2 separate regions of the Mus musculus genome follow, and region 2 is linked to region 1. The links are chromatin loops, found by intact Hi-C in ENCODE. Cell type or tissue: heart. All regions are shown on one strand.

Region 1 (8,000 bases):
ATGAGCCCTGTCAGGCTTTGCCATACCTTACAGTTTCCCCCTTTCTTTAGCAGACATGGCCTTCCACCTTTCTGGGCACTTCTTGGAGAACACTGAGAAGTTGACAGAAGCATCCGGGTGCTGCTTCTTGTGCTCCACCCGGCAGGTTTGCACAAAGAATGCATATGAGGACATTTTGCCTATCGGCTTCTTAGGATCTCCTTTGCCCATGTTTAGTTGATTTTCCTCCGCGAGACACAGTCATCCGGTGTCCGTCTGGCTCTCGTTTGCCCCGGTGCTGCCTCTATGTAAGGTGTTTTTCTTGGAAAAGAAAAGGAAGAGAAAAAGATAAAATACAAGAAGAAATAGAGTATGAGGAGGCCAGAGGTGTCAGCTTCCTGATAATAAGAGTCCCGGGAAAAGGCTGTTCCACGTAGGCTTTCTAGCAGGTTAGCTGCACTTGTTCTGTGTTCTAGGAGACCAAGTTCTGTTTTTTAATTTTTCAGCCATTGAACTTTTATTCGTGTCATATGTTTTGACATTCCCCAAGAGGTATGTTAAAGGAATGTCAAGAAGATCAGGAAGAGATAGGATGGGAAGCTGAGGCAGAGGGCCAAAGGGAGGCCCCGATTTCCCTCATATCCCAATTGAAGTGGGGGAGGCAAAATTGTCCCTGCCTTGGAAGGATGCATAAAGCAACACTCATGCACACTAGAGCCCCACCCTCACATCAGCAGCCTACACACACACACACACACACACAGCCACATCCTCACTGCAGTAGCCTACACATACTAGTATTTTCTCCGTGCCTTGTGAGGTGAGTAGTGTTTCAGCAGTTGTCACTATTTCCTGGCACATGCCAGTATGAGAGATGCCCACACAGGCTGACGTACAGAGAGCTTTTTACTTCTCGACAGTCCAACTGTAGATGCTCTGAACTGTGCCTCTTATACTCAAATCTTTAATCTGGTCCCCTTTCTTACAGTATGAGGCAACAACAGGCTTGTAGTTTACACAGAAGACTAAAGTGACATGCTTAAAGCCACCTTTATTTTGTTTATAAGGCTGCCCAAGTTCCTGTTTTGTTTAGAAAAGCAGATGATGAAACGTGAGTCTGTTCCTGGCTCAGAGATTAGTCAACTAAATAGGATTTTAAAACTTTTATTTTTACCTGATTGATAAAGCAATATACAGATAAATGTAGCATCTAGAAAAATAGAATAACAAATAAATAAAAAAAAACCCCAACATTCAAAATGTGGTTACTTTTTAGGTAAGAAAAGTTTAAAAAATGCCTTTTTAGAACAATTTTAGATTTATAGCAAAATTATGTGAATAAGAGTAGGGTATACTTGTTACATTATCAGGCTTGTGGGGGTGTGGCTCTGTTGCTGGGGAAGAGGGCTGGTTCTTTAGTTTGCAGGCAGCCTGGGATAGAGTCCTAGCATTGAATGAAACAGGTATGAGGGCACACAAAACCCATTGACAGACTTTATAGTACATGTTGGATGGTTTCACCACTTACCTTCTCTGCTTCAGATCTTACACTAGTATCCATCTGTCTACAATGTCTCTTTTGGTTTTGCATGAGCCTAAAAGAAGCCCACTTTTGTGTTATTGCCCCCTTTCTCTACATATTTAAAACTTCTACAAACTAGGATGTACCATTTTCCTAATGTTAGACATTCAGATATTCACTTATCATGTAGGAAAATTTAAAATTAATTTCTGGAAATAACTTTCCAGGTTCTTGGAAGAACTGGGGGTTAGTTTGGAAATAAACTGTGTGGTATAGTATCCTGGATGCCATCTCCTGGACAAAGGCTATCTATGACTTGCCTGGAGGATGGGCCTCACCAGAGGCAGCCAGGACAAGGCTGGGGACAAGCTGATGTGGAGTTAACTCTTCCTTGCTCCTGTGGGAAGAGCCAGCACATTTATGCCTCTTTCTCCGACACTCAAGGCTGAGCTGTGGAATGGATGGGGTAAAGCTTAGCAGCCACAGGGCTGGGAGGGCCTCACGGCAGCTACTCTTCTACACTGCAGTACCATTCCAGCGCTGTGGCACCGGTGCTGCCACATTACAGTGAGACACCTTCCCCTTCCCCCTGCAAAGCCTTTAGAGCAGTGGTTCTTAACCTGTGGTTCTCGATGCCCCCCTCCCCTTGGGTTCACATATCAGATAATCTGTATATTATCAGTATACAGATAATATAACAATAACGAAATTACATTTATGAAGTAGTAACAAAATAATGTTATGTTTGAGAGTTACCACAATATGAAGGTCATAGCATTAGGGAGGTTGAGAACCACAGTTTTAGAGTCTAAAGTTTAGACCCACACCTGGCACCTGGCACTTGTTTGTTTTTTCTGCTGTTAGGGACTCTTGGCTTCAGGGGGAACCCAGGCCTACTGCTGGCAGGAGTGAGCTAGATCTGTGAAAACAGATGTTGACAAATATATCATCTGTGGTGACCCAGCAAATTCAAACTGCCTCCTGGAGTCTGCAAACTATGCCAGTCTGTATAGACGGTTTCACTAGATGGCAAACGATTGCAAAGACCATGTTCCTTTGCCATGTCTCATGTACATGCGGCCCAATCCTGTGACAGTAACAGAACCATGTGTGTTGTGGAATGGATGGGGTAAAGCTTAGCAGCCACAGGGCTGGGAGGGCCTCACAGCAGCTACTGGTCTACACTGCAGTGCTATTCCAGTGCTATGGCACCAGTGCTGCCACATTACAGTGAGACACGTTCAAGTCCAGAGCTCTCAAGTGCTATGCCCACTCCAGTGAAGTCTGCCTGTCGGGGTTGAAAAGCCTGGAGGCAGTCGCGAGGCAAAGAGTTTCAAGGAAATTCAGCCTCCTGGAACCTTGGCATTCTCATAGCCCGTATACTCAAACCCGATCCCCACGTTAGTATGGTGTATGCTCTCTTTCAGTATTGATTCATTATAAGTGCCTTTAAAGGTTGAATTTTGACATAGGTGAGCCTCTGCCAGTGTTCCAAATCCTTGAAGCTGACAATCTTGGAATTCAGTAGGAATTCAGTAAGAATGATACCTATTCAGTAACATTCAAATTCACTTCTAGTAGAGATGGTGAAACTAATTACAAAGAATGGAGCTAGGATAGCTCAGGGCTGGTCTGCAGAGTGATTACTTAGGACAGTAGCCAGTCTCACCCAAACAAGGGAATATACAAAGGCCTAGTGAATAGGTGAGTTATCCATCAAAGAGTTAGGGAATCCCCCTGGGACCAGTTTCTTCACTAGGCCCAAAGGAACAGCATAATCAAGTTTTTACTAAGAACCCCTAGTGGTGGGCTTAACAATAGACTGGCATTACACCTGGCTCCATTCTAAGTGGTAAACAGCGGCCTGGTCCCCGCCATCTTTTGATGTATAGATTCCTTTTGTTTTGTGTCACTGTAATTCAGCAGATATGTCCTGCCTGGCTTTTCTTGTTTTTTCTTCTGTATAAAAAAGTCTGTTTTTCGTTTGGACATTATACTCAGATTCAACATACTCTCTCGTGTCGTGTCTGTTTGTCACCCCACTCCTTCGCCCACCTGCAACCAGAGACCCGTTCCTCGCAGATAGGAGACCCAAAAAAGAGGTCCATCTGTGGCACTCAAGGCCGATCCAGCCTCATCTGGCTTGTTACCTATGCTGTGTACTTCCATGTGACAGGGGCAGAGGCAGAATCTATAACACGTTTTCCTGGCCTGCTCCAGCTGCCTAAGGTCGAGCCCAGCCAGCAGTGTTCCTTGTCTGTCCACTGGAGGCAGGTTTGTCACCATATCCCTGCAAGCCACTGTGAAAAGCCTTGTTTGCTTTTGCCCTAGAGTCCAGCCAGTCCCCTGACCTCTAACCCAGAACTATTTGTTCCAGGCGTTCCTCAGTCTGACATTCTAGTTGAAAACAAAGCCAAAAAAAAAAAAAACCCAAACCAAAAAAACCCAACAAACAAACAAACCTACCATCTTCCAATCATCCCTCTATATTTGGGGGTCAGATGAGCTGGTTACCTTTATGGTCTAGAGGGAATGAGTCAGTTAGCGTTTAAGCAAGAAGCAACATCTGCTGTAGTTCAGAGGCTGGCAGAGCACCAACGGCTGGGAAACTGTAGGAAGCAAGAGACCTGGCCAGAGTTCTTTAGTCCTATGCTGTGTGTCCATGAATGCCTAGGCCAGTTCCTCCTCCAACAGATATTTTGTCTCATGTTAGAAACCTTCTCTGTAGCATCTGGCCAAAACCTAAACCTATTGCTGGCCAGAGTTTTCTGAGACCCACTTCCAGCCTCAGAAATAGTTGAGGCTTGATGTCAGACTTGTCATAGCTGGCTGGGTTTTGCTTCATTTCCTCTTCCTAACAGTTGCTCAGCCAGTCTTTATTTGCATGTGGGCAAAGACTTTGGTAAAGAAAGGAGGAGCCTTGTTAGCTGCCGTCTCACTCATGGCTAAGTCATGAGTAATTCTACTAGCAGAGCTAGTATTTGATACCCCTTACTCCTTTCTGCTTATACAGAAAGGTGAGGGATTATATAGGATTATTTATGAGTTTCTGTTAATTGTAAAATTTAGTACAAATCCAGCAATGAGGGTAGTGATGGTCACTTTTTCTATTTGTTCAGAGATCATGTACAATCTTGTACCCTTTACATAACACATATACACCTTGAATACACATGTGCATATGTGCTTGCCACACCACATTCTATAACAAGGAAAGGACCTCGAGGAATGGTTTGGATAGAGGGTATGTATTTCTGCTAGTGTTCCTGGCAGGCCTTGCAGTCAGGCCTGGCTGCTAGCAGTCTCAAAGCTCACAGAATTCAGAGACCATCCACTCCAGGCTGCTGCTTATCCCACACTATCCAGCAGATGGCGCTGCACGCCGCACTGTCGCACCTGTCTGCCTTGGCTGTCAGGAAGTCAGAGTTACTACTGTGCAGTCAGGAAGTGGGTCTGCTCTCACTGAGCAGCGGTGGCTTACGCAAACCATGACTCATGGGTTTGACGAGGGCCTTTGTCAGAAGCAATGAGATCTGACCGTCACCACCCAATGGAAAGCAAAGTGCCTAGCTGGCCGGAGATCATGGTTGCTCACCGTTGATGCCTGGCTTTTTCAGGCAGCATGAGTTCATGCGGAATTTCAGAACCTGGCTGTGACTGATTCACTTTCTGTAAACGAGGGTCACCATTTCCACTTCCTCCGCTTGGGCTATTATTTGAACTTCGAGGTCAGCAACTGTTCTGGTGCTTACCGGAGGCTTTTGAGTATTTCATAAGTACTATTTCTTTCCTCTTCTTAAAAGTTTACTTTGCGATAAGGTCTCAGTATGTAAGCCTACCTTCTTGGAACTGGCTATGTAGATCAGTCTGACATCCAGTCCACCCGCCTCTGTTTCCTGAGTGCTGGGATTAAAGGCACATCTCACCACCCACTCATCGCAGCAACATTTAGCACAGATCTGAAGTATGAAATTGTTATCTCTCAGCCCTTCAAAAGTGGGTTAGTCTCAAATATCATACTGCTCTGCTTTTGCCTGGAGGGCAGGAGAGTAACCTCCATAGAATGCCTGAAACTTGGATGGTATTAAACTCTATACACACCGTTTTACTATATATATACATATATATCTTATCATATATGTGGCTGTATCTTTTGTAGTTTGTGAAGCCATAGAAAGTTAGTTCAGACTTCTTCTTTTCCTTTTTTTTTTTTTATTTTATTGTTAGAAGATCTTAGCAGCTCCAACATAATTCTTTTATTAGTGGAGACTTTTATCCTGTCTTATACATTTTTTGCTTGTTTGTTTGTTTTGTTTTTCGAGACAGGGTAGACCAGGCTGGCCTTGAACTCGGAAATCCACCTGCCTCTGCTTCCCGAGCGCTGGGATGAAAGGCGTGTGCCACCATGCCCGACTCTGTCTAATACATTTTATAGCTCATCTTTGGTGTACCTGACTTGTACCTGTTGTCTTATACATTGTGGTCTGTAATTGAGTTAGGGTGAATTGAACACAGTCAAGGACTTCATCCTCTGACTAGTGGGTAGTGGCATATACAGTGGATGCAATGGCCTGGATGACTCATACAATAGACTGGACCCTATGGGAAGGATGAGATGGCATCATACTCAGCGCTAAGGGCATGTATACCATCTTACATCATACTCAGCGCTATGGGCATGTATACCATCTCACAACTTAAGAACGGTTTATTTCTAGAATTTTCTATCTCATACTTTGGGAATGTTGTTAAGGCTAACGAAAATAAGACAGTGAATAAAAGGCAGTGGCGATCTAGTGTTTACATGTACATGTATTTGTATAGAAATTCATGTGAAACTTTTGAAAATTCTTGTGGCAGGAAGCCCCAGAGGGGATGGCTTATGGGGACAGTGATGACTGCGCCAGGTGTGTTGATGACTGGAGTCAACCTGTTCTAAAGAGTCTGCCAGAACTGGATTAATGTGCAAAAGACACAAGTTGTAGTTAGACACAGAGAAGCAACAAAGCCAGAAGGGCTCCTAGTGTTGAGGCAATGATCCAGAAGGGGGCTAGGTAGCAGGAGCCAGCCTGTCAGGGGTTACAGCACCTCAGGACTCAGCTTTGGGAGGTAGTGGCTGGGGGTTAGACTCAGGTAGATGTCCTGTGGTTAGTGATTCTCTTCCATGCCTCCCTTTATAGCTCTGTCTCTGTTCCTGAAGTTCCTCTACTTATATTTGAGGGGGAAAAACACCCTCAAGAACTTCCCCAAACTCCATTTCTAATTCTGTTTAACTTTTCTCTCAGGAGTTTTCTGCTCAGCCTACAACCGTTTCCAACTTGTAAAACCCCATATCTCATTTGCCTTCAAACACTCTTTTATAGAAATTGTGTGTGTGTGTGTGTGTGTGTGTGTGTGTGTGAGAGAGAGAGAGAGAGAGAGAGAGAGAGAGAGAGAGAACACATGTGCTCTGCTATACAGTTTTTGGTCCTTTTGTGTTTTCACATAGGAAAAGAATAATCTTTGGGGACAGGAGCCTTCTTTCTTGTGGTCTCTCTTGAGCCTTCTCCTTGGCCTTACAGTGTGGGCTGTGCAGGTACCTTGCTTAGGTCTTTAATGGAGTTGGGTGTGAACTGAGGGCAGGGGTGAATACACACACTGGGCTCACACAGACACAAGAATATGATATCTCATGTGAGCAACCAATCAAGCAAACACATAAGCAAAACACTAACATTTTGTAAAAACAAGCCCAACAGATTTAGCTTTGTCCTACTAAACTCTTCTTTGCCCTGGAGTGCACAAGGAAAATAATGCCCGTGTATATAAGGTATTGCTGTGCATGTGTGCAGTGTTACGAAGAGGTTGGCTCTTCTAACCTTTTCTTCCTCAGTAAAAGGAACATTGGAGTTGAAGAAAATGAGAGAGCGCTGGTTCTCTCTGAGCGTGTGTTGGAATATCCTTTGTATAAGAGGGGGAATGCAGACTAAGGCCCTAACACTATGCTATGACTGTCCCAGACATGGGGCACTGGTGACCAGTGAGGCTGAGGAAGAGAACAGCCATTGTCAGTATACACATACTTCCATGTATATTCATGGTTCATCTGTCAGTTTACGATGCAGCAGTTCTCAACCAGTGGGTTGCAACCCCCAAAAGACCATTGGAAAACACAGCTAATTTACATTATGTTTCATAAAGGGAGCAAAATTATACTTATGAATGAAGTAGCTATGAAAGCAATTTTATGGTTGGCAGTTACCAAATGAGGAACTATTAAGAACCACTGTTTTAAAGGGCTTTTGTTTGAGAAAAAAATACTTATTTTACTTATGTGTTTGTGTCTTCATGTGGATATAGCACACATGAGTTCAGTTGCTTGCAGAGGCCAGAAGAGGGGTTCAGATTTCATTAAGTTGGAATGACAGGCAGTTGTGAAATGCCTGATATGGGTCCTGAGAACTAACTTGGACTCTGGAAGACCAGCAAGTGCTCTTAACCACTGAGCCCTGTGTAACAC
Region 2 (8,000 bases), 290 kb after region 1:
ATGAAAGCTGGCCAGCAGGAAGGATGCTTCCAGGTCTGTTCCACCTTGAATTCTCTATGTCATATAAAGTGTGTGGTGTCTTCAGCAATAGGGTCTTAGCATCTAGTTATGGTGGCAGAACCAAGAACAGTAGCAAAAGTTGAGTGCCTCTGGAGCTTCTCTGTACAAAAACTCACGGTGAGGTATTCCATGTCTAGGACTGTTTTTTTGTTTGTTAAATTGTTGTTGTTACTACCATCATCATCTTCGTCATCGTAGTCGTCACTATCGTTGTCACTTCCCATCCCCCCTTTTTCTGTATACATTTGGGGGCATGGGGAGGTCAGAATAGGCATCAGATATCCTGAAGCTGGAGTTATTGGTGGTTATGAACCACTCACATGGGTTCTGGGAACTGAACTAAGGTCCTTTGTAATCGGCGGCAAGTTATCTTTCCAGTCCTTGACACTAAGGTTTTTGCTTAATAACCTGTGGCTTTTGGGAGTAGTGTTGATCTTCCTTGTAAGATACCTCTGTTCAAACTCCTGATTGGAAAGTTACATTTTAAAATTAGTCTGTAATGTAGAGGCTTCCATGTGTCCTTTCATACATCTTTTGTTCTTGCTTACGCTCCCTCTGCTCTTCTCTTTCATCCTACTTCCCTTATCCCCACTTAGACCTTTCTACCTTAGAAGCTTCCCCTCTAATGATGGTTTAAAATTTAAAGGTTATCCCCTTTCCTCATTTCCCCTCCAAAGACCCTCTTCTCACCAACCTACCAACCCTCACTTCCTAGTCCTGGTATTCCCCTAAACTGGGGCATTGAGCCTTCACAGGACCAAGAGCCTCTCCTCCCATTGATTACCAACAAGGCCACCCTCTGCTATATATGCAGCTGAAGCCATGGGTCCCTCCATGTGTAATTTTTGGTTGATGGTTTAGTCCCTGGGAGCTCTGGGGGTACTAGTTGGTTCATATTGTTGTTCCTCCTATGGGGCTGCAAACCCCTTCAGCTACTTGAGTAGTTTCTCTAGCTCCTCTATTGGGGACCCTGTGATCAGTCCATTGTTTGGCTGAGAGCATCCACCTCTGTATTTGTTAGGCACTGGTAGAGCCTCTCAGGAGACAGCTATATCAGGTTCCTGTCAGCAAGCACATGCTGGCATCCACAATAATGTCTGGGTTTGGTGACTGTATATAGGATGGATTCCCAGGTGGGGCAGTGTGGAGTGGTTGGCTGTGCAGAGATAGCCTGGTCCCCAGTTGAGCAAAGGTCTGGAACCCTGGAGCCCGGTGGGTGGTGATTTCCACCTGCATGGGAAGGCAGGAGTTCGGCCATGTCTCTTGGGCACCTGGCTCCTATTACACATTTACAGTCTCCTACAGGCCCCCTGCAGAGAGGTAGGGGCATCAATCAGGTAGTAGCTGCACCAAGGCCTCCCACATGCAAATAAGGTTTCCCCAAACTCTCAGTCCAAGCCAATGAGAAGTATCTGCTGTCAAACGCTGAATCATCCCCAAAATTGTATGTAAGTCCTATCCAGGGAATAAAAAATATTCGAGAACTACTCCATCGCCGAGCCTTTGTCTGAAGAGCTGAAACACTTGGAGAGATCTGCTCTTGAGGCCCTGCCGCACTCCTTACTGGCTAGTCAGCTTCTACTTGGCCCAGCCAGACCCAACCCAGTGCAGGGCAGCTGAGAATTATGGCACCACAGAGTTGGAGGTGGAGCTGACCTGCACAGTGGAAGCACAGAAGCGACTTCCCCTACCTGTCCGAATTTACTTTCCTTCCCTGAAACCCTCGCACCAGGCCTGGCTAGAGATATCTGTGGAAAACCTCTGGTATCCAGGCCCATAGGGCCGTCTCTGGATGGCCTTTCCTTCAGTCTTTGCTCCACACTTTGGCTCTGTATCTCCTCCCATGGGTATTTTGTTCCCCTTTCTAAGGACCGAAGCACCCACACTTTGGTCTTCCTTCTTGACCTTCATGTGGTCTGTGAATTGTATCTTGGGTATTCTGAGTTCTGAGCTAATACCCACTTATCAGTGAGTGCATACTATGTGTGTTCTTTTGTTGCCTCACTCAGGATGATATTTTCTAGTTCCATCCATTTGCCTAAGAATTTCATAAATTCATTGTTTTTAATAGTTGAGTAGTACTTCCATTGTGTTAATGTACCACATTTTCTGTATCCATTCCTCTGTTGAGGAACATCTGGGTTCTTTCCAGCTTCTGGCTATTATAAATAAGGCTGCTATGAACATAGTGCGGCATGTGTCCTTATTATGTGTTGGAGCATCTATCGAATGACTGAGAAGCACCTAAAGAAATGTTCAACATCCTTAGTCATCAGGGAAATGCAAATCAAAACAACACTGAGATTCTACCTCATACCAGTCAGAATGACTAAGATCAAAAATTCAGGTGACAGCAGATGTTGGTGAGGATGTGGAGAAAGAGGAACACTCCTCCATTGCTGGTGGGATTGCAAGCTGGTACAACCACTCTGGAAATCAGTTTGGTGGTTCCTCAGAAAATTGGACACAGTACTACCTGAGGACCCAGCTATACCACTCCTGGCATATACCCAGAAGATGCTCCAACATGTAATAAGGCCTCTTCCCTTTCTTTTCTCAAGGGACCTTTGAAGTGATTTGGCTTCTACAAGCACTCCAGATTAAACACACCAATGTGAAACTTTACACATTGGATTGGTAGATGAAAGCCAACATTGGGACTCAGTGGGACCCAAAGCTTAGATTCTAGCCTTACTTACTTACTTTTTTAAAGTGCTGAAATTGGGTTTGCTTTCTAGTTTTGAAAGCTGATTGAGTTATGTATCTTGATGTTAGAATCCAAAAGCTCGTTTGCATAGGCATTTAAACGGGCAGTCATAGACCTAGCCTTTAAAACAGATTAGAATGATTTAGCATTATTATCAAATGTCAAATTGCATGGCAAACAGAGCACAATAAGCAAAATTTGCAATCATTTCCAAGACAATTTCACCTTAATTTATTTAAAACTTCTAGAGGATGTTACTCCATTGTTAGAAAAACATTTACTTGGAATAAATGAGATCCTTGGGTGTGATCATCATCACTAAAGCATGTACAGAAAGTAGACTGAGAGGTTATTAAATGCATCATTAAAAATTATGCTATTTTGTGAAATTGTAAAATTCAGTAATTGGTGGCACATAAAATTCCGAATTAACCTTTATTGATCTCTTTCATAGTAAAGTGCACATTTGTCTTGAAACAAAGTCTCTTGACTTTTTACAGCCACACCTTCAGGTTGTACTGAGGAACTGTAAAAGAGAAGAGGAAATGCGGGCTTATGTTTCTCTTCCTTGGGTTTTCTTTACATTAGACTATACTTTATCATCTCTATGAAACACAGAATAGCAGGATGTAAACTCTTCCCCCTTGTTTCTTTCCTTCCTCCCTCCTCCCTCTTTTGCTGTCTCCCTCCTCCCTCTTTGCTCCCTTTCTCCCATGTTTCCCCCTTTCTTTCTTCCTCCCTCTCTCCTCTCACTTTGTTCCCAGCTCACTTAAAAATTTCCCCTGGTAGTTTTGGAAAGCATGCTTCTTCCAGGTATTTAAGAGCTTTTTTGGCATGCAGTGCTGCCAATGTTAACACTGGCAATTGGTGTAATTTACAAGGGTGCATTAAATATAATTATCATATTTTTACATCACTTGCTTAAAGTCAATTTGTGATAAACCTGTGCTGGCAAAGATGGATGTGTTAGTGATTATTGCATGTGGTTGAACTGTATAGAAGTTCAATATATTGAGCTCCTAAAAATTAATTTTATAGCATCTTTGATAGTTTTGAATAAAGCTATAATGAGTTTCTATATCTTTGAATTGAGCAAATTCCCATCTGGAAAAGATACACTGCAAAAATAAGTTATTTCAAGTGTCTTTTGGAATTGGTTAAATTCTGTCTTAACTGACTTCTAAGCCTTAGGACTGAGTGATCTTCCAGTTCTTTTGTGTACCTAGAACCTCATAAGGCATATGTGAGAATCTAGCACTTCATTTAAAATTTAAGGCCTCATTTAGGGGTCCCTTGAGGGGTACAGATGAATGTTACAATGTCTAATCTCTGTTTCCTCACCTTCTGTGAACTGGGCATTTTGGTTTCAAATGCATGGTGTTTGATTAGTCTTGCCTCATGTTCCTTTTGGGCAGTTGTTTTACTTAGAGCATTTACCTTCCAGGACTCATAATTTTGTTTCTGCTTTCCAAGTTCTACAGAGATTTTTTTTTTAAGTTGTTGTGCCTTTACCAATTCAATGGCTTTCCCAGCTTAACACTCTTCTAAAAAAATAAATAGTGAGAGTGACCCTGTCCCCAGATTTTACCAATTATACCTGAGATTTTGCATGAGAGATAGGATCCTAATGGAAAACTAGAGGGAGTGGTTGTTTTCTACATCTCTTCAGACTGATACATAGGTAGTAACCTTCTAAAGTGTATGGCATTAAATCTTTCACAGAATTAAATTTTAATTCTTTCTAGCTTAGAAAAATAGTAAAAGGAAACAACAGGATGAAAAAAATGCCTTATTGGTGCCTACAAGATAATTGGTAATACGTAGGGCACCTTTAGATAGATTATGTTGGTAATGTGCAAATTCCCTTGAAAAATCTGTGAAAATAGGACCACTGTTTGTATTTCTATGGTTGAGTGTGTTTTTGCATGCTCCCCATTAGGCCACTGTGAGTAAAGTCTTGGTCCCAGATTGACACTATTGAGAACTGTGCTATATAGAGTGAGAGGTGCTAAGATCATGGGGGTCTGGGAACCTCCATTTCTTCTGTGACCCCTTTAGAAGTTCTCTCAAGAGAAATGCTGTAAAAAGAACTGGCCTGACCCCAGTTGTATGTTTTCAGATCCTATTCAAGGTGTTACCACATGACCCAGTGAATGCTGTCACCCTCACTGTGTCAACACCCTCTGCCCTTACCACATGCCACACAAATAGAATCCTCACCTGGCCTTGGGATTTGAACTTCTAAACTGTTAACTAAAAGAGTCTTTTCTCTTTATACAGTGAGTCCCCTTAAACACTGTTACTGTAATGTAAACAAACTAGTACAATCTTTCATTATCTTTTACTTAATCATTTGGAGTGCTTACAGGAGACCCAAGTTGGATCAAGTATGCTGATTATGTTGCAACAGAATGATAAAATAATGACTCAGTGACCTTTGACCTGTCTGGGATGGTTTGTATATTCTTGGACCAGGGAGTGGCACCATTTGGTGTTGTGGCCTTGTTGGATAGGCATGACCTGGTTGGAATAGGTGTGTCACTGTGTGTGTGGGCTTAAGACCCTCACTCTAGTTGACTGGAAGTGAGTCTTCCACTAGTCTCCATCTACCTTTGGATGAAGAACTCTCAGCTCTGCCTGGGCCATGCCTGCCTGGATGCTGCCATGCTCCCATCTTGATGATAATGGGCTGAACCTCTGAACCTGTAAGTCAGCCCCAATTAAATGTTGTTTTTTATAAGACTTGCCTTGGTCATACTGACTGTTCACATCAATAAAACCCTAACTAAGACACTCTCTGAAGGACTAATCCTTTGTTTCTCTATTAGTCCTAGCACTTACAGTTTTTAACTTATTATATGTATTTGGTACACACTTGTCATAACAGTAAGGTATAGCTGCATATACAGATATACTGCATTCATTTATTTTATATCTCCTCTAAGGTGGTTTACACATTTTTATTCACATACTGAGTAGATTATACAGAGAATATGAGATTGGTCATATTATTGTTGAGTTTCCAAACCTTCATAAAACAGACAGACATTCAGAGAATGCTAAACTTAAATGGCTTTGTTCCATACATGTGGCGGTAGGAAAGGTGAATAGGGACATGTAGATATCACTGGAAGTCAGCTGTAAGACAGCATAAAGAATCCTGATTCCTTCTCTGCTCTTAGTGAGATGAAGCAAATTTTCAGGATGATATGATCCTGTGAGGAACTATCACGAATCACTTTTTATTGGGAAGAAATTGTTCAGTAGTAAGACTCTGACACTAAAGTGACCATCCCTGGCAGAGGAACGTGAAAAGCTGGGAATCACTTCAAGGTCCATTTGGAAACAATTATGCTGAGAATAACATTGCAGATGTCTGCTTCTCTCCATTATTTTTACAAGAACAATGTGACTTTGGTGACAGTGACTCAGATGACAAACTGACATCTTTCAGAAAATGGAGCAAACCTTCACTAGGCAGAAAAAATTTACACAATTTCAAATATTGTGAAGTTTTTTTTCTAAGCAGTATTGATTATAATAGTTATGACTTGGGTACCTTTGGTAAAAAGTTAGAGGATGATATAATCAGATCTCCTTTAAAACCTGTTATGCTATGTCTAAATCTGTATGCCAGTCTTTTGACATCACTTAAAAGGCCATTCGTGTTGTTGGTTGTTTTTGTTTTTAATCAAGGGAGATTAAAGCACCCATCTTCAGAAATGTAGCATCACTAGAAAAGATTTAAATCTCTTTATCTCCTATGAAGATAGGAGGAGTGAAGTGGAGCTGTGTGCATACTTAATGAGGGAGTAAATTATTATTTTTTTAATGGCCTAGAAGAGCAGACAAGGCCTAGGACCAAGTTCCTCTATACTTTTTGACTTTGAGATATCTTTCCTGTAATCAGAGTCTTCCTTGTTTAATAAAATTTCACGTAAAAGACTAAAGACCAAGGCAGGGGTGCACCTCAGCTGCTATAGTACTTGCCTATTATGGATGAAGCTGTGTGTTCAATCTCCAGCACTGAATAAATTAGAAATGACTAGGCCTATTGGAAGATAGAAAGTCAGAAGTTCGAAGCCATCCTCAGCTTCATAGGAAGTTCAAATCCAGCCTTGACTAAATGCAACCTTGTCTTAAAAACAAAACAAAAATTTTAAATACCCTGTTTGGCAGATTCGTGAAGTAGAGAAAGGAATTCAGCAAAAGCCTCTCCCTGGGCTGAGAAAAGACAATGGAATGTTATCAACAGTGAGAAATGGAATTTGAATTGTGATTGTGCAACCTGAGGAATCTTACATATAGCCACAGGAACATTTACATATGTATGCCAAGACTATTTCCCCCCACCAAAACGATTCTTTGTTTCTTCTATGTCTGTCTCTGTCTCTCTGTCTCCATCTCTCTCTGTCTCTCTCTGTCTCTCTGTCTCTGTCTCTCTCTCTCTGTGTAGGTGTGCCTCTCACACTCAGAATAACTTTAAAAAGTCAGTTCTCTTCTTCTACCATGTAGGTCACTAAGCTCAGACTCAGGTTTTCAGGCTTGTTAGCAAGCACCTTTACAAACTAATGCATCTCACTTGCCTTAAAGAATGTATTATTAATTAAATTTGTCCACTGACCATTTCACATGTATATATAATAGATATTAACTATTCTTTCAACTTTCTATTACCCCTGTTTAACCTCTTCTTACATATATGTCACTTTCTCACATTCATGTCTTTTAGTTTTGTGACCCATTGAATTTAATCAGTGCCCTCTGTGTGGCCATGGTTTTGAAGCTATATGTGTTGGATTCTGGTGGGTTCAGCATTGAGTATATAACTAAAGTAAATGACTTCTTCCTCTAGAATCTATCAATAGCCAATAGTTCAGCAATAAGTGGTAGAGCCCCATGAGGCCCTGCCCCTTCCATGACTGATTGTTGGCAGCTCTAGACTTGTGCAGGGCCATTGAAAATAGTCACATTTAAGAGTTCATGACTCCAACAGTTGTGTCACCTTTTACATTAAAAAGATGACATTTCATAGTCTTTCACTTTATCTTCCAACTGTTATGTAAATCCCATACCTTGTTTAGCAATGTTCCTTGAGCCTTGGAGAGGGTAATGTAAATGTCTTATTTAGGGTAGAATTCTCAACTGGCACTTATTTTCAGCATCTTCAGCAGCCATGAATCTATGCATTTACTATCATTCACTGCAAAGAGAGGTTTCTCTGATTAGGGTT

The links. Peaks named below come from ENCODE experiments on the same cell type or tissue, not always from the same donor. Only the 100,000 strongest peaks of a DNase experiment are listed, where the experiment ranks them.
Region 2: it touches region 1 in a loop (2.2-fold over the local background); 2 of 42 quality-filtered maps call a loop at or near these places.

The regions. Positions count from the first base shown.
Region 1 is chr13:75,794,915-75,802,914 of GRCm38, reverse strand. It overlaps the pseudogene Gm8288. Among named protein-coding and RNA genes, the nearest start is that of Glrx, 41 kb to the left of the region's middle. In heart, no CTCF peak of the experiment used is centred here; DNase peaks (open chromatin) are centred at 3,774 and 4,954; H3K4me3 peaks cover 480 bases; H3K27ac peaks cover 570 bases.
Region 2 is chr13:75,500,775-75,508,774 of GRCm38, reverse strand. No RefSeq gene overlaps it. Among named protein-coding and RNA genes, the nearest start is that of Mir682, 140 kb to the left of the region's middle. In heart, no CTCF peak of the experiment used is centred here; no DNase peak of the experiment used is centred here.